Regions from separate parts of the Homo sapiens genome. Here region 2 is linked to region 1. Evidence: read pairs that join two places in POLR2A ChIA-PET (ENCODE). Cell type or tissue: OCI-LY7. All regions are shown on one strand. Each heading gives the region's core, and the rest is flanking DNA. Links, peaks and the distances in the headings are about the cores only. Region 1 overlaps USP40 (ubiquitin specific peptidase 40). Region 2 overlaps DGKD (diacylglycerol kinase delta).

Evidence for each region. Peaks named below come from ENCODE experiments on the same cell type or tissue, not always from the same donor. Only the 100,000 strongest peaks of a DNase experiment are listed, where the experiment ranks them.
Region 2: POLR2A ChIA-PET joins it to region 1 with 10 read pairs; 3 of 35 experiments call an interaction of 5 or more read pairs at or near these places.

Annotation. Positions count from the first base shown.
Region 1 is chr2:233,510,499-233,519,760 of GRCh38, forward strand. It overlaps USP40 (ubiquitin specific peptidase 40), which reads right to left. Exons shown (of 32, transcript NM_001365479.2): 18 at 9,116-9,173; 19 at 2,071-2,124; 20 at 1,211-1,299. Among named protein-coding and RNA genes, the nearest start is that of USP40, 52 kb to the right of the region's middle. In OCI-LY7, for the core only: no CTCF peak of the experiment used is centred there; DNase peaks (open chromatin) are centred at 2,953, 3,333, 3,643, 3,963 and 1 weaker place; H3K4me3 peaks cover 2,045 bases; H3K27ac peaks cover 2,272 bases.
Region 2 is chr2:233,389,656-233,398,917 of GRCh38, forward strand. DGKD (diacylglycerol kinase delta) reads left to right here. Exons shown (of 30, transcript NM_152879.3): 3 at 748-828. Among named protein-coding and RNA genes, the nearest start is that of DGKD, 40 kb to the left of the region's middle. In OCI-LY7, for the core only: no CTCF peak of the experiment used is centred there; no DNase peak of the experiment used is centred there.

The DNA of each region.
Region 1 (9,262 bases), core at 2,394-4,893:
TTCAAGCGATTCTCCTACCTCAGCCTCCCATGTAGCTGGGATTCCAGGTGCATGCCACTACGCCTGGCTAATTTTTTGTATTTTTAGTAGAGGCAGGGTTTCACCATGTTGGCCAGGCTGGTGTTGAACTCCTGACTTCAGGTGATCCACCCGCCTCAGCCTCCCAAAGGGTTGGGATTACAGATGTGAGCCACCGCGCCCGGCCAACATACACTATTTCTTCTACTATGATCTCCATCTCTGTCTCGATCACTCCCAAAAGGAATTTGTAATTACTACACACAGTTAGCATTAGTATGTTTTTTCTGAGTCACTTGGTTATGATTTTATTTTCTGCCAAGGGTTTCAAATATTACAATTCTCAAGACTCCAAAGGAAAAATACAAATCTGATCTCTTATTCAGTTCCTCATAGCCCTGCTTTTCCTTTCTAACTCAACCTCACTTGTCATGTTTTCCCTCCTATCAGCTTGTCATGCACTACTATTTGCTACGGTTCAGGGGAAAGCAAGTTAAGGGGGAAGTGGTTGGGAAAGTAATGAAGTGAATTTGGGAACCATGGGCAACCTGATTTGAGTCCAGATTACCCTGCTACAGGGTATTCACAATAAGAATATCCTTATGATTTCTGCACTGTAATAAGCTGATTAGCTGGGTATGGCTTCTGGCAAAGGTCAAACCTGATGGTGTTTTATACTGAAAATGGACACTGTTAAAGACAAGGGGAAAGGGAGGCTGCTCTGAGACTATTAGTGCAGAGAGTAATTAAGTCTAAAATTAATAAACTGTGTTTCATTCAACCTAAAATGCTACTGAGTGTTAGACTTACTATTTTCTGTACCAGTGCCAGCTATAACTGCAGAACGTCCCTGACTGTAAGATGCAACCTAATCTCACAGATGTAAAAATGTGAGAAAAAGAAGGTGTATCTTAGAACTTAGGAAATATAGTGGTTGAAAGTGGTGGCCACTCAGCATCAAAGATTCCTTTTAACCACAAAATCTTCACAGAAAAAGAAACATAAATATGCTTTGGCATAATATTTTATATTTAAACATCTAGAACTATAAGGATATATTCCTAAAATAAAATGTATGATTTAAGAAAAAACTTTTAGAGAAAAACAATATTACTGGAGTAGCTAAGGTACTAGTTATAATTCTGGTTATGGAAGGGTTGATTTTGTTTTGAAACAGGTGACCTTATTTTACCTGAGACGAACTTGGTGCTTTTCCAAGACACAGTCCCAATGAACTTCCCATCTTCAATTCTGCTTCCTTCAAAGTATAGCTGTCCGGCACTTAAAAAAATTTTGATAATATGATGAAGGTTATTAATTCCTAGCTCTCTAAGAAAAATAAATGCTGAAATCAGTATTTCTTTGAAAATCAAGAATATCAAGAAAGAAGAAAAATGAGTTGCACTTCAGACAAAAGGATTACATGCACTAAGATTAGGTTTGATTTTCAATTTCCATACTCTTAAGATATTGTCTTCCTGTTTTCTATGTAACAATGCTAAATGGAAGCTATGAAAGTCTAGTTTCCTACTTAATAAAAATGACTTGTTCAAAGAGCTGTTGTTTATATAGATTAAAAGCCAGATAATCCAAATCAATCCATAAATGAAGAAGTAGCTTCTTCCAAGTTTAAAGTTGAGATTGTTATTACCATCAATAATTAGGCTCATCCATGACTAAATTAAATCTAATGGTAAGAGGTGATACAGAGATGAGAACTGAAGATTTTATTTCATAATTGGTATCGCAATAAAATTCACAAAAAAATGGAAAAATTTTGAAAATAAAGCTGGAAAAAATATAACTAGATCAAACCCGTGAGTAAAATGAGAATCGGATAATCAGAAAGAATGGTGTTTCATTTAGAAAACAGAAGTGTTTGTTTCTGGTTAAGGATTTCTGCAATATAAAGGTAAGATACCTGGAAGAAAATATGTCCTATAAATCAGTTTCCAAAAGGTAATTTTTAAATATTAGGTATTGGAGGCCACTATTTATCAAGAAAGACAGACGAGTATAAGCCACCTTTTGAAAGTTATCAAAAAGATTTACCTGGACAAAGAAGCTTCCCATTTCTATCAATAGGTCTCAAACAGCTGTTGTCAGCTATATATAAAAGGAATATTATTTTTCTTAGAGAGCTAGGAATTAATAACCTTCATCCTATTATCAAAATAAAAGGAAGCTGGTTACAGCATCAAACACAGAAAACAAAAGAGAGATGCTCTATTGTGTTAATTAGCAGAAAACTACAGAAAGCTAAAAACAAAAACAAACCAAAAACCCCCCAACAACCAAAGAAAAAACCCCCAAAATAAGTACAGGCAGTCTTTGTTTTGTGCAGTAGTGCAAGACTAAAAGTACCTGGTCAAACTGTGCAAAACAATATTAATAATCAATGGAAAAATTACAATCGTTCCATGACACTTAAAAATTTTTGTTGAAACATTTAAAACCCTCTTCGTTATTAATATTATACATGTATTGGGAAAGGAAAAAACAGTAAAACCAATATTTATACTATAATTTAAAATACTAGAATCTTTGAGAATTAAAATGTTTTCTGTCTTTGTAAATTACATATAAAGAGTCGTTTAAGCAGGGCTTGGTTTCTTCTCATTGCATAGCTTATAATATAGAGTGACATTTTTCCTGTCCTGTGGCAAACTGTCATACTCCTTTCTAAGTTTGGATCAGCTTCCAATATCTAGAGTCTCTTGAGTGACTGCAGGGTCAACATTCCCAGAGGTAGCTGCTGCTTCTATAACTCCATATACTTTTGTTTCTTTGTGTACTTTCTTCTCTGTTGGTCAATTCCCTCTTTTGATTATGTATTCTTGTAAAATGTCATGGTGGGTTTAGCACTACAACACAACTACATGCTTTGCTGTCTGTGTAATGAAGTGTACATGCAGTGACAAACCACCAGACTTGAAAGAAATGAAGTCAATGGTTACTGCTTGTGGTGCACATGTGTTATTTATGTGATGAATTGTGCCCTGAAGAGCTGGCAGTCAAGTGTGTACTTTATTCAGTTACAGTTAATATACCATATACCATGGTTGCTGAAATTTTAACCATCTTGCTGGGGGATTGATGTTATATAACTAAATGGTAGTAATGAAATTCGTGCATGTCAGAGCAGTACAAGCAGACTGCCTATATTTAAAATATGTTGGGTGATTTTATGCTTATTAAATCGGCCAGCATGTGCTATGTTTGAGGATACAGATTCTTGCTTTGGAAGAATATATTTCCTCAAGATCCCCTGGTGCTTGGAAGGGGCATACCAAGTTTTCAGTTCAAACAGAATTCTTAAAAAGTAGGACATAAATTGGAGGGGTGGGGGAAGGTTGAGTGTTCTGTATAGACAACAATAGTCTGAGCCTTAGAAGTTCTAACTTTATTAGACCACAGCAGAATCCCTTTCTGAGATTCCTGAGTTCAATATCTTGTATTACAGTAATATGAGGCTAGCATACAATTCTCACATAAATCTCTTGTCGACGGAAACAATTTACTTAAAGAGTTCCCCAACTTAAAAAGTGCTTTTAAAATACTGTCTCTTTAAAATCTGTTGGTTTTCACTGAACAGGTACTTACTGTGTATTGGCTACGTGCCAGGCACTGTGCTAGAAACTGGAAATACAGTGGTAAGCAAAGCAGTGTAAACTCAGTCCTCACAGAACCTTGTCTAATGGGGGAGGTGGATATTAAAAACACAAATAAAAGGGCAGCTACAGTGATAAATGCTATGAAGGAAAAGTACAGGGTGTTAGGAGAGTACATCAGCAAGATTAACTGGGACTGTGTGGTCAGGGATGAAAGGAGAAGGAACATCTCATATAAGACCAAATAAACAGCTGAAGTTAAAAGCAAAGGGAAGAGACTTGAAAGAGAGACTGAGCACTAAGAAGTCTTGGGGGTTAAAGAGAGCTTGTGCACTGAGAAACGCAGAAAAGTCAGCATGGGAAGTGAGTTGTGAGTACGCAGAAAAGCAGATCACAAGGTTACAGTTAAGCAGGGGTCAAATTATTCAGGTTCTTGTAGGCTAGGTTAAGGAATTAACCTAAGTGCAATGGAAAGCACTAAAGGGCTTTGTGCGGAGGAGTGACAGGATCTAATTCACACGTATTGACGATGATCAAATGGTTTGGAGAGGGGCAAGAGTGGAAGAAGGGAGACAAGTTTCATGGGATGACAGCAAACTATGCATTTAATAAACCAATGACTTTTAATGGACTTTACTGAGTTATAATTTTCTTATAATAAAATACATCTGGTTTAAATGTACAGTTAATAGTTTGATAAGTACCTAAACATCTGGTAACCACCAGCAAACTGAGGTATAGTTTGCATCATCCCCCCTAAAACTCCCTGTCAATTTGCAGCCAATCCCTCTTCCTCCCTCCCAATCCTGATCTGCCTTCTGTAACTACAGCTTAGATTTTATTTGTCTAAAGTGTCCTATGTATGGAACCACACAATGTGTACTCTTTTGCATCTACTTTCTTTCTCTTGGCATAATGACTTTGAGATGCATTCATGTGTTGTATGTGGTGGAACTAGCAGTGCCTTGCTCTTCAGTGACGAACAGTATCCATTGCTTAAATACACCATCATTTGTTCATCCATTCGCCTGCTCATGGGCTTTAGGATTGCTTCCAGTTTGGGGTTAGGAACATTTATGTCTTTATAAGGATATATGTTTTAACTCTTATTCAGTAAATACCTAGACGTAGAATTGGTAAGTGGATGTTTAAATTTATAAGAAATAAGCTAACTTTTCCAAAGTGGCTTACCCATTTTACCTTCCCATCAGCAATATATGGGAGTTCCAGTTGCTCCACATCCTTGCTAACACTTGGTTGACTTAACATTTTAAGTTTTATTTACTCCACTGGGTGCACAGTAGGGTGTCATTTGGTTTTAATTTGATTGCTAATGATTCTGAGCATTTTTTCCTGTACTTACTGGTCATTCATAGGTACGTCTTCTTTTGTAAAGTGTCTGTTCAAGATTCTAAACCTGGGTTAGGTTACAAGGGTTTTTTTTTTTCTTTAATATTCTGAATGTAAGTTGATTGTCAAATATGTGTTTCATAAATATTTTCTCCCAGTTTGTGGCTTGCCTTTTCAAATGCTTTTTGAAGAGTAGAAGTTTAAAATTTTAATGTAAATTAATTAGGCTTTTCTTCCATGGTTTGTGCTTTTTGAGTCCTATCTTTAATACAAAAACCTTTCCTTATGATAAAGTAACAAAGATTTCCTCATATGTTTTCTCCCAGAAATTTTGTAGTTTTAGGTTTTAACTTTTAGTTGTATGATCCATTTAATTTTTGCATCAGGCGAAGTAAAGCTTGAGGTTCATTTCTGCACATACAAATATCTAAATGGCCCAGCACTATTTGTTGAAAAAATGCTATCTCTCTGCATGAAAATACCTTGGCACCTTTGTTGAAAGTCAATGACTACGCACCTATTTCTAGATTCTCTGAGTTCCACTGTAAATATTTTAGGCTTCACGGGCCACATGTGATCTCTGTTGCACATGCTTCTTGTTTAAACAGCCCTTTACTAGTGCGAAAACCATTCTTTGCCCACTGGCTGAAAAAAAACAGGTTGTAGGCCATAGTTTGCTGACCTCCTCTCTATATGTCTACCTGTATGCCAATATACACTGTCTAGAGTAAGCCTTGAAATCAGATAGTGTAACTCTTCCAACTTTGTTCTCTTGTTTTCAAAAGTGTTATGGCCACTTTAAATTATTTGTATTTCCATGAAAATTGTAGAGTCAGCTTGTCAATTTCTTTAAAAAATGTTAAGATTCTGTGTAAGAATATATTAAATCTACACATCAAATGGGGAAGAATTATCCTCTTAAGAATACTGTATCATCTGGCCAGGTGCAGTGGCTCACACCTGTAATCCCAGCACTTTGGAAGGCCTAGGCGGGCGGATCACGAGGTCAGCAGATCAAGACCATCCTGGCTAACACGGTGAAACCCTGTCTCCACTAAAAATTAGCCGGGCCTGGTGGCGGGCACCTGTAGTCCCAGCTACTCGAGAGGCTGAGGCAGGAGAATGGCGTGAACCCGGGAAGCAAAGGTTGCAGTGGGCCAAGATCGCACCACTGCACTCTAGCCTGGGTGACAGAGCGAGACTCCATCTCAAAAAAAAAAAAAAAGAAAAATTAGCTGGACGTGGTGGCAGGTGCCTGTAACCCAGATATTCGGGAGGCTGAGGCAAGAGAATCGCTTGAACCCAGGAGACAGAGGTTGTAGTGAGCCAAGATTGCTGCCCTGTACTCCAGCCTTGGGGACAGAGCAAGACTCCGTCTCGAATTGAAAAAAAAAAAAAAAGAATATTGTGTTGTCTGATTTGTGAATGTTGTATATTGCTTTATTTATTCAGGTCTTCTTAAATATCTCACAGCAGTATTTTCTAGTTTTTAGTGTACAGGTCTTGCACATATTTTGTTCATTTATGTCTAAGTATCCCATAATATTTTATGCTATTATAAATGTTTTCTTAATTTTGATGTCGATTTTGTTGTTGTTGTTGCTGGTAGGTAAAAAGGCAATGAATTTCTGTATATGATTTTGAGTTCTTGCTAAATTTACATGCATTAAGATACTAATTCACATTCAGTAGAATGGCCATGTTGGTGTGGATATGGTGATTAGGGAACACTTCAACACTGCTGGTGGGAACATAAACTAGTACAGCCACTATGGAAAACAGTGTGGAGATTCCTTAAAGAACTAAAAGTAGAACTACCATTTGATCCAGCAATCCCACTACTGGGTATCTACCCAGAAGAAAAGAAGTCATTATACAAAAAAGATACTTGCACATGCATGGTTTTTTGTTTTTTTTTTTTTTTTGAGACGGAGTCTCGCTCTGTCACCCAGGCTGGAGAGCAGTGGCGCGATCTCGGCTCACTACAAGCTCTGCCTCCCGGGTTCACGCCATTCTCCAGCCTCAGCCTCCCCAGTAGCTGGAACTACAGGCGCACACCACCACGCCTGGCTAATTTTTGTTGTATTTTTCAGTAGAGACAGGGTTTCACCATGTTAGCCAGGATGGTCTTGATCTCCTGACCTTGTGGTCTCCCCGCCTCGGCCTCCCAAAGTGCTGGGATTACAGGCGTGAGCCACTGTGCCCGGCCTGCACATGCATGTTTATAGCAGCACAGTTTGCAATTGCAAAATCATGGAACCAACCCAAATGCCCATCAATCAATGAGTGGATAAAGAAACTGTGGTGTGTGTGTGTGTGTGTGTGTGTGTGTGTGTGTGTGTGTGTGTATGATGGAATACCACTCAGCCATAAAAAGGAATGAATTAATGGCATTTGCCGTGACCTAGATGAGATTGGAAACTATTATTATAAGTGAAGTAACTCAGGAATGGAAAACCAAACACCGTATGTTCTCACTGATACGTGGGAGCTAAGCTATGAGGACACAAAGGCACAAGAATGATATAGTGGACTTTGGGGACTTGGGGGGAAGGGTGGGAGGGGGATGAGGGATAAAAGACTACAAATAGGGTGTAGTGTATACTGCTCGTGTGATAGGTGCACCAAAATCTCACAAAGCACCACTAAAGAATTTACTCATGTAACCAAACACCACCTGTACCCCAATAACCTATGGAAAAAATAACAATAAAAAATGTGCTCAAAATATGTTTTTTTTTTTAAAAGTCAAAACCAAACCAGTAACAGATTCTAAAAAAAAAAAAAAAAAAAAAAAAAAAAAAGATGGCTGGGCTCAGTGTCTCATGCCTGTAATCCCAGCACTTTGGGAGGCCGAGGTGGGCAGATTACCTGAGGTCAGGAGTTTGAGACCAGCCTGGCCAACATGGTGAAACCCTGTCTCTACTAAAAACACAAAAATTAGCTGGGCGTGGTGGCACACGCCTGTAATCCCAGCTACTTGGGAGGCTGAGGCAGAAAAATTGCTTGAGCCTGGGAGACGGAGGTTGCAGTGAGCGGAGATCGTGTCACTGCACTCCAGCCTGGCTGACAGAGTGAGACTCTGTCTCAAAAAAAAAAAAAAAAAAAAGATAATCACAATTAATCACAGATTGACAAGGACATGTAGAAACTGCAACCCTGACACACTGCTAGTGGGAGTATAAATGGTTCAGTCACTTTGGATAATAGTGCGAGAGTTTCTTATAAAGTTAAACATAAATTTGCAAATGACCCAGCAATTCCAATCCGGTACATGTACCCAAGAGAAATGAAAACATATCTCCTCACCAAGACTTATGTGTAAAAGTTCATAGTGGCATTATTCATAAAAGCACAAAAGTAGAGACAATCCAAATGTCTATCAATTCATGTTTGTCCAGGATAAACAAAATGTGATACTATCCATATAATGGAATACTAGACTAGTCAGCAATGCAAAGGAACAAGCTATTGATACGTACTAAATCATGGACTAACCTCAAAAATGATATGCTATGTGAAAGAAGCCAGACACAAAAGACTATATGTTTTATGATTCCAATTACATTAAACATTAAGAAAATAAAGTCTATAGAGACAGAAAGCAGATTAGTGGTTGCCAGGGGCTTGGAATACAGATGGGTACAGGGATATTTTTGGAGTAATGGAAGTATTCTAAAACTGGATTGTGGTGATGGTTATAGAACTCTACACATTTACTGATGATTACTGAATTAAACACTTAAACTGAGTGAATTTTATGGTATGTAGATTATATCTTAATAAGGCTGTCACAGAAAGCCTAATGGTAAGTGAATAGTGAGTTTGCAGAATATACATTCAGTATAGTACAACATGAATACATGGACTAGATACACACCCACATCAGATATACTCATTGTATCTGGGGAAGGAGAGAAAGAATAGGTCTGAGGAGGAGAACACAGGGGACTTTAACTTCATTTATAATGTTTCAAACAAAAACAAACATATGACAAAATGTTAATATTTGTCCATTTTGGGTGGTAGGTATGTGAGTTCTCCCTAAACTGTTTTTTGTATTCTCCTATATTTTCTTCAATTCAAGACCAAAATTAAGCTAAACTAAGAACCGAAAAGAAAATGTAAATGATTACCTAGTTCCTTCATTAATTTTAATTCCTTTATGGCTTTAATTCGAATATCAAACACCATCTAAAACAGAGAAATAAAATAATGACTAAGTTGTAAAAAATGGGAGGAGATGAAAATGAGGATTGTCACTGTGTGCATAAACAAATTAT
Region 2 (9,262 bases), core at 3,923-6,422, 120 kb before region 1:
GAGTTTCTTTTCTGAGTTATTAGTTTGATTTTCTCCAGGGTTCCTCATAGAGCCATCGTAGAATAGAGGGGATGGTATAAGGGAAACAGGAGGCAGGGGCTGTGCCGGGGGACCCTGTAGGGAGTGGAGAGGGAGACGGGGGAGGTCCCCAGGCCTGACTCCCAGCCCTGCCCTGGAGCATCTTTCTCTCCAGGACCAGGATCCTTCTGCTCTACTCCCTTGTTTCCTTTCACGGCCAGACCCTTTCCATTTGGACCTGTCTCTCTTCTCCAGAAGAATTTGTTTTAGCCAGGACCTTCCCCCTCCATGTGCTCGCTGGAGGAACAAGCCAGGAGGACACGGAATCCTCAGTCCAGACCCCGGCCTTCCCTCAGCTAAAACACTGTGTGAGAACATACTTCACATGTAAAAGTGAATACTGGTATTGACAGTAGTAAATACAGAAATACCAGCATTGGGTTGTTTGCTTTGGTTCTCTCTCTTTCTTCCTTCACTAATGCAATGACAATGTTTGTAGATTTTTTTAAAAAAATCATGGCACTATACCTGTGAGCCCGAGCTTTTGGTTAGAAGCAGGTGGGTGGGTTAATTTGGATTGGCTTATTGATTGGATGCTACAGTTTCAAGGTACTGGGGCTTCTGTGGGTGCTTGTTAGGGATCATTGGGGTGTGGTGGGCAGCGCTGGCTAGTGCTTAGGGATGTACCTGTCTTTATGTGCCTTAGTCCCTGTGTTTGTCTCTTTCTAGTCAATCATATTTGATGAGGTGGATCTGACAGATGCCAGCGTAGCTGAATCCAGTACCAAAAACGTCAACAACAGTTTTACGGTAAGATTCCTCAGTCATGCCTTTCTTGATTCTTCACTGAAGTTGGCTTTCCTTTTTGATCTGAACATGTGTCCAAGCAGTTCAAACGTTTTCATTCTTTTCTTACTGATTGGAATGATTGCTGGTAAAATTTGAATTTAATGCTGAAAGTAATACTGTGGTTGGAGAATAACCAAGAATTTGGCATGCATAAGCACAAAAGGACAATAGGGACCAAATGAAAAATTTTTATATGTGTTTTGGTTCACGTCTGTTTTGTTTTTTTTGAGACGGAGTTTGGCTCTTGTTGCCCAGGCTGGAGTGCAATGGCGTGATCTCCAGCTCACAGCAACTTCCGCCTCCCGAGTTCAAGCGATTCTCCTGCCTCAGCCTCCCGAGTAGCTGGGATTACAGGCATGTGCCACCACACCTGGCTAATTTTGTATTTTTAGTAGAGACAGGGTTTCTCCGTGTTGGTCAGGGTGGTCTCGAACTCCCAACCTCAGGTGATCCACCCTCCTTGGCCTCCCAAAATCCTGGGATTACAGGTGTGAGCCACCACGCTTTGCTGGTTCACATCTTACTACCTCTGTACAGAGTTTTGTTTTTTGTGATTAATGTAGAAAATTTGGAAAATGCAGACAAGTATGTTAAAGCAATTAAAAAGCAGCCATAACAGCCACCTCAAAAAACATTGAATGTTAATATTTTGGTGTATTTCTTTTTTTTTTCCTTTTTTATGTTTAAACTTTCTTCCTTCCAAATTTATAAAAGTTATGTAGGACTTTCTGCAAAAGTTCTAAATGCACAGAATCATGTGATCTCACCACTTGGAAGTGGCCAGCTGCTTACTCTACAGTGTTTATCTTTATTTCTGTATATTTATGTCTTTACCTACATGTACCCATGAGATCATGCTGAACCTTTTGGTTTACACCTGTGTTTTTTTCCCCCCCCAGGACAATTTATAGTAGAGAGTTGCTCATGTCAGCTGATCTAAATGTTCATGATATTATTTAATGGCTATAGTAGCATTTTCTTGTAGGATTTTATAATTTAGGCTTTACGGGCTGACTTTAGCGCCTGCCTGTGTAAGGTTTGACTCTAATAACAGCACTAGAACTTTTAAAGCTGTTTTTCTTTATGTTATTAGGCCATCCCATGTAGACAAAAAGTGTGTACCCTAATTAAAAAAATTATTCTTTTATAATTCAGTCAAGGTGAGTAATTTTCCTCAAGTTTAGGATCTGATATTTTGGGTTAGTGCTAGTTTCAGGTGCTTTCAAGTTTTGTTTTATTTTATTTATTGATGGATTCATTGTTGATGTTGCCAATACAAATGGGATTTTCCTTTCTCTGTCTAAACCTCTGCTTATTTTGTGTTGATTAACTGCTCTTATTTTACTTGGAGTATTTGTAGTTTTCTCTATTAATTTATTTTTACCAGCTGGGAAGAGACATTTTTAACCACATAAATAGATTTTTCTTTGATTCGTGGTTTTTAGAGTCTTTAATAGGAGTAGGTGTTGAATTTCTTTGGAGTGTTCTGAGCATCAGTTGATTAATTAATGAATTTTTTTGAGATGTTGTCTCCCTTTGTCACCCAGGCTGAAGTGCGGTGGTGTGATCTCGGCTCACTGCAACCTCCGTCTCCCAGGTTCAAGGGATCCTCATGCCTCAGCCTCCCTAGTAGCTGGGATTATAGTCGTGCACCGTTATGCCCAGATAATCTTCGTAATTTTAGTAGAGATGGGGTTTCACCATATTGGCCAGGCTGGTCTCAAACTCCTGGCCTGGAGTGATCTACCCGCCTGAACCTTCCAAAGTACTGGGATTACAGGCATGAGCCACTGTGCCTGGCCCTGGGCATTAATTTAGATGTTCATTTTGGTTTCAGTTATTTGCATATTTCCTAATAAAAAAATTATTCTTGGTAATGTTGAATTTTACTCCTTTATCTTGCAATTTAGAATTTTCCCACTGGTATGTATGCATTTGTTTTGGGTGAGAATGTAGCCTTATTGCAGTTTTAAACAATTGTTTTTTCTGTTTTTAATTTTAATGGATACATAATAGTTGGACATACTGTGTTTTGATTTCAGAGTTAAACCAACCCCATAAAATTCATTTAGTAACTTTCTATGAGTTTATGTTTTCTGCAACATTTTATGTAGCTTTGGGATTGGTTGTTTCTTAAGTTCGAGAGAATTTATTTTAAATTATTTGTCAAGAAGACTTTTTAGGGAGATAAGGCTGTAATAGAAATAAATCCTAAAATATTTATTTCTTGCATTTTGATCATTTTTTGAACCTTTTCACTTTTTGAGTCCACATCTGTAATTTACTTTCCCACAAATTTCACACCTTCAAAGTTAGTAGCGTGTACTGTTGTGTAGTTTAAACACCTGTGTCTCTGGTTGAATCTCCTTTGCATTTCTAATTTTATTAGTTTAGTTTGCTTTTCTTGTCAGATTTCGTAAACTCTAGCATTTTTGTTTTCTTTGTTTTTAAAGAGAACTAGTTCTTAGATTATTGAACAATTCTCCTTTTCTGTTTCCTTTTTTATTTTTTTGAGACGGAATCTTGCTCTGTTGCCCAGGCTGGAAGGCTGGAGTGCAATGACGTGATCTTGGCTCACTGCAACCTCCACCTCCTGTGTTCAAGCGATTCTTCTGCCTCAGCCTCCTGAGTAGCTGGGATTGCAGGCACCTGCCACCACGCCCAGCTAATGTTTTTATATTTTCAGTTAGAGACGGGGTTTCGCCATGTTGGCCAGGCTGTTCTCAAACTCCTGACCTTGAGTGATCTGCCTGCCTCAGCTTCCCAAAGTGCTGGGATTACAGGTGTGAGCCACCACGCCTGGCCTGTTTCCTTTTTTTTTTTTTTTTTTTTGAGACAGGGTCTTGCTCTGTTGCCCAGGCTGCAGTATAGTGCTGTGATCTCGGCTCATGGCAACCTCTTCTTCCTGGGTTAAAGTGATTCTCCTGCTTCAGCCTCCTGAGTAGCTGGGATTACAGGTGTGTCCCACCACGCCTGGCTGATTTTTGTATTTTTAGTTAGAGATGGGTTTTCGCCATGTTGTCTAGGCTGGTCTTGACCTCCTGACCTCAAGTGATCCTCCTGCCTCAGCCTTCCAAAGTGCTGGGATTACAGGTGTAAGGCACCATGCTGGGCCCTACTTTCCTGTTTTCTAATTCAGTGTCTGTATTTATGTGTATTGGTTTTTTTTTTTTTTTTTTTAGATGGAGTCTTGCTCCGTTGCCCAGGGGGGAGTGTAGTGGTGTGGTCTCGGCTCTCTGCAGCCTCCGCCTCCTGGGTTCCAGTGATTCTCCTGCCTCAGCCTTGGGTAGCTGGGATTACAGACACATGCCACCATGCCCAGCTAATTTTTTTATTTTTAGTGGAGACAGGGTTTCACCGTGTTGGCTAGGCTGGTCTCGAACTCCTGACCTCAGTGCCCACCTTGGCCACCCAAAATGCTGGGATTACAGGTGTGAGCCACCTTGCCCGGCTGTGTATTAGTTTTTATCTGTTGTAACTTACGAAATATGTTGTTCAAGTCCTCTTATGATCTTGTTTTTTATCGCTTGAGCTTCCATAGGCTGTTAATGAGGAGTTAGAATCTCTTTCAGGCCAGTTACGTTTAACACTTTGTTCATGTATTTCTAACAGTTTTCACCTTCTCCATTTTGAAGCTTTGTTAAGCGTGTAAATATTTAAAAAGATAATACCTTCAATATTGAGTAATCATTTGTTAATAAAGATTAATAAAGTAGTAGCTTTTTTTTTCTTCTTTCCTAGACAAGGTCTTGCTCTATCACCTGGGTTGGAGTGAAGTGGCACAATTATGACTCACTGCAGCCTTAAACTCCTGGGCTCCAGTGATCCTCCTGCCTCAGCCTCCCAGTTAGCTGGGACTACAGGTGCTTGATACCATGCCTGGCTAATTTTTACATTTTTTTGTAGAAGCAAGGTCTCGCTATGTTGCTCAGGCTGGTCTCAAACTCCTGGCATCAAGTGATCCTCCTGCCTTGGCCTCCCAAAGTGCTGGGATTAAAGAAGATCTTTTTCGCAATGAGTAGTTTGTGTCATTAACTGTTCTCTCATGTATATTAGTATTTCTAAGTCTTCTTTTCTTTGTTCAGAATTTACTTGATATACATACCCCCCACCCTTTTCCATCCTAACTTTTATCTTTAGTTTTCCTTATTATTTTGAATTTAATTCCCTTTTTTTTTTTTTTTTTTTTTTTTTTTTTTTTTAGAGATAGGCTCTTGCTGTGTTGCTCAGGCTGGAATGCGGTGGTACAGTGTTAGCTCACTGCAGCCTCAAACTCCTGGTCTCAAGAGATCTTCCTGCCTCACCCTCCCCAGTAGCTGGAACCACAGGCATTGTCACCACACCCAGCTAATTTTTTATTTTTTGTAGAGATGGGGTCTAACTATGTTGCCTTGGCTGGTCTCTAACTTCTGGCCCCAAGTGATCTGTCTTGGTGTCCTAAAGTGTTGGTATTACAGGCATGAGCCGATGTGCCTTGCCTAGATTTAATTCTTGTAAACAGTATGTTGTTAGAATCTGTCTTATTTTAGTCAGAAACCCTTTGCCTTGTAAATATTGTGCTTCAGCCATTTTCTGCTGTCAGGATTCTTGCATATCTGATGCCTGTGTTTTGTGGCTGAATGTATTGTGCTTTCTTGTTTGTTTGTTTGTTTATTTATTTATTTTTGAGACAAGGTCTTGCTCTGTCACCCAGGCTGGAGTACAGTGGTGCAGTCATGGCTCACTGCAGCTTCGACCTCCTAGGCTCAAGTAATCTTCCCACTTCAGCCTTCTGGGTAGCTGGGACTCCAGGCACATGTGACCATACCCAGATAATTTTTGTTTTTTTGTAGAGAAGGAGTTTCACCATGTCACCTAGGCTATTCTTGAACTTTGGGGTGCAAGTAGTCCACCCACCTTGGCCTTCTGAAGTGCTGAGGTTACAGGCATGAGCCACCACACCCAGCCATGCTTTCTTATTTTAATGGTCTCTTGGTACCTCTCTTCTACTTCCCTTCTGTGTTGTCTCTTAAACATTTATAGTTCACAGATTTTCTTTTTCCTTTCTTTTCTTTTCTTTTTTCTCCTCCCCTCCCCTCCTCTCCTTTCCCCTCCCCTCCCCGCTTCTCTCTTTTTCTATCTTCCTTTCTTTCCTTTTTCCTTTTTTTTTTTTAATTTAAATTTAAGAGACAGGTCTTACTCTGTCGCCCGGGCTGGAGTGCAGTGGCATGATCACCATTTACCGCAGCCTTGAAATATCAGGCTCAAGCGATCCACCGGCCTCAGCCTCCCAAAATGTTCAGATTACAGGCATGAGCCACCATGCCTGGCCAAGTTCACAAATTTTATTATGCTAGACCTGTTTGTAGCCAGCCCATATGGTGACATCCTTTTTTTGGTCAAGCTTTGTGTATTACTGAGGGTTTAGTCACAGAGAACATGCTACTCAATGCTTTGTTTCACTAGCTCTTATTCGATTCATACCAAACCATGAAAATGAAAAAGGACTGAAGAACATGGAAGAAAAATAATGCAAAATGGTCTGTTTTCCAGAAAGGAATCAAATACGATATTTTATTAGTGAGCTCCGAGAACATAGTATTTCCCAATGTTGGTGTTGCAGGGGGTTGTCGAGAGCAGGCTCGATGCTGTTGCTGTCTTTGAAGGCATTTCTGCTCGGAGACTCAGAGTTGCCTTCTCTCTTGTGCAATGCGGGTTTGCTAACTGGTTGGTCTGGGATAGAGCAAGCCTGATTTCTTCCTCACTCCAGTTTGGGCTTTCCAGCTTTGAAAAACTGTTTTTTCCTTCTTTTCTCTTACACTTGAAAAAACGAATTCTGGTTCATGTGCTTTGTCTTGTTCTTTGGGAATTTGGCTCGTTTATTTAGTCATTGTTTTGGCAAGCATTTTTTTTGGGGTCTACCGTGGGCCACACACCATGCTGAGTGCGGTGGGTAGAAATGGAGAGGAGCCACTCTGCATCAAGCTTATATTCTCGTGGGAGATCAGATAAGCACATACATAGAACCTTAGTTACAGGCTGAGACAAGCTCCGATGGAAGAGCAGTACATGGTGCCTGATATGTGGAAGACCCCACCTGGCCTTGGGGAGGGGCTGGGCAGTCTTCTCAGAGGAAGTGAGGTCTCATAGCTGAGACATGAAGAATGATAGTGGTAAATCCACTGAGGGAAGCATGAGCCTGAGAGGGTATGTGTGTCTGTGTGTTGGTGTGTGTCTGTGTGTTTCTTTGTGTGTGTCTGTGTGTTTCTTGTGCAAATAGGCACCTCGGGGATGGGGCAGGTGGAGGGACCAGCAGTGCGAAGACCTTGGGATGGGGACACCACGTGGAGTGTGCAAAGTGGTGGAAGGGCCAGGGTGGCTGATGGAGGCCAGAGCAAGAGGACACCAGAGGGGACCAGCGTGGCTGGGGGGGGCCAGAGCGAGAGGACACCAGAGGGGACCAGGGTGGCTGGGGGGGGCAGAGCGAGAGGACTCCAGAGGGGACCAGGGTGGCTGGGGGGGGGGGCGCCAGAGTGAGAGGACTCCAGAGGGGACCAGGGTGGCTGGCAGAGGCCAGAGTGAGAGGACACCAGAGGGGAGCAGGGTGGCTGGCAGAGGCCAGAGTGAGAGGACACCAGAGGGGACCAGGGTGGCTGCGGGGGGGGCCAGAGTGAGAGGACTCCAGAGGGGACCAGGGTGGCTGGGGGGGGGGGGGTGCCAGAGTGAGAGGACTCCAGAGGGGACCAGGGTGGCTGGCAGAGGCCAGAGTGAGAGGACTCCAGAGGGGACCAGGGTGGCTGGGGGGGGGGCCAGAGCGAGAGGACACCAGAGGGGACCAGGGTGGCTGAGGGGGGCAGCAGAGTGAGAGGACTCCAGAGGGGACCAGGGTGGCTGGCAGAGGCCAGAGTGAGAGGACTCCAGAGGGGACCAGGGTGGCTGGCAGAGGCCAGAGTGAGAGGACACCAGAGGGGAGCAGGGTGGCTGGCGGGGGGCCAGAGCGAGGCGAGAGGACACCAGAGGGGACCAGGGTGGCTGGGGGGGGGGGGCAGAGTGAGAGGACACCAGAGGGGACCAGAGTGGCTGGCAGAGGCCAGAGTGAGAGGACTCCAGAGGGGACCAGGGCAGAGCTTGGGACTTACTCCTCAGGACTTGGGCTGCTGTTGAATAGTTTTATTTGGTGAAATTCTCAGATTTGCAGGTGTCAGAAAGTTCTACTCTGGCTGTAGGGTGGAGGGTGAACTGGAAGGGGAGGGAGGTTTGTAGGATTGTTAGGAGAGAGTGGAGTGGAGAGTGCGGAGGTGTCTAGGGGGCAGTGGGCAGGCTAGTGATCAGGTCAGAAGGGGGTGGAGTAGATGAAGGTGTCAGGGCTTCTGCTGAGTACAGCAGCAGGCTGGTTAAGTGAGCTCAGGAGTCCAGAAGAGGGGCTGTGGGGTGGTGGGGGAGGCTTCTTTATCTTCCATGTCTGTCACATTCTTTAGCCTTATTTTATTTAATTTGTTGGTTTTTTTCCTAGTTCTAGTTATCAAAGTTTTTATATTGTTTGTTACTACATTTACTTGCAACCTCCCCTCCCAGCTCCCACCCCCCACCCCCGATTTTGGCATACTTTGTATTTATCCTGGCTTATTCTTGTTTGAAAGGTAAAATTTTTTTTTTTTTGAGATGGAGTCTCGCTCTGTTGCCCAGGCTGGAGTGCAGTGGTGCGATCTTGGCTTACTGCAAGCTCCGCCTCCCGGGTTCACGCCATTCTCCTGCCTCAGCCTCCTGAGTGGCTGGGAGTACAGGTGCCGCCACCACGCCCGACTAATTTTTTTTTTGTATTTTTAGTAGAGACGGGGTTTCACAGCGTTAGCCAGGATGGTCTCGATCTCCTGACCTCGTGATCCGCCGGCCTCAGCCTCCCAAAGTGCTGGGATTAAAGGTGTGAGCCACCGCGCCCGGCCAATAGGTAAAATATTTTTTAAAAGTTTTCTGTTTAACAAAGTCATTCCCTCCAGGGAAAGATTTTCCTTTGATCTTCTCCATTTTCTCTTGGGTTTTCACATGTTTTCATTGACTTAGGATTTCTCCCCTGATTTATTAAACTTTGTGTTATAGTAATTTTAGTTGTTGTCTTCAAGTCCTACGCTTGTTTGCTTTTTTTGAGACAGTCTCACTGTGTCGCCCAGGCTGGAGTGCAGTGATGCGATCTCAGCTCACTGCAACTTCCACCTTCTGGGTTCAAGTGATTCTTGTGCCTCAGCCTTCCGAGTAGCTGGGATTACAGGCTCCCGCCACCACACCCGGCTAATTTTTGTATTTTTAGTAGAGATGGGTTTCACCATGTTGGCCAGGCTGGTCTTGAACTCCTGAGCTCAAGTGATCTGCCCGCTTCAGCCTCCCAAAGTGCTAGGATTACAGGTGTGAGCCACCATGC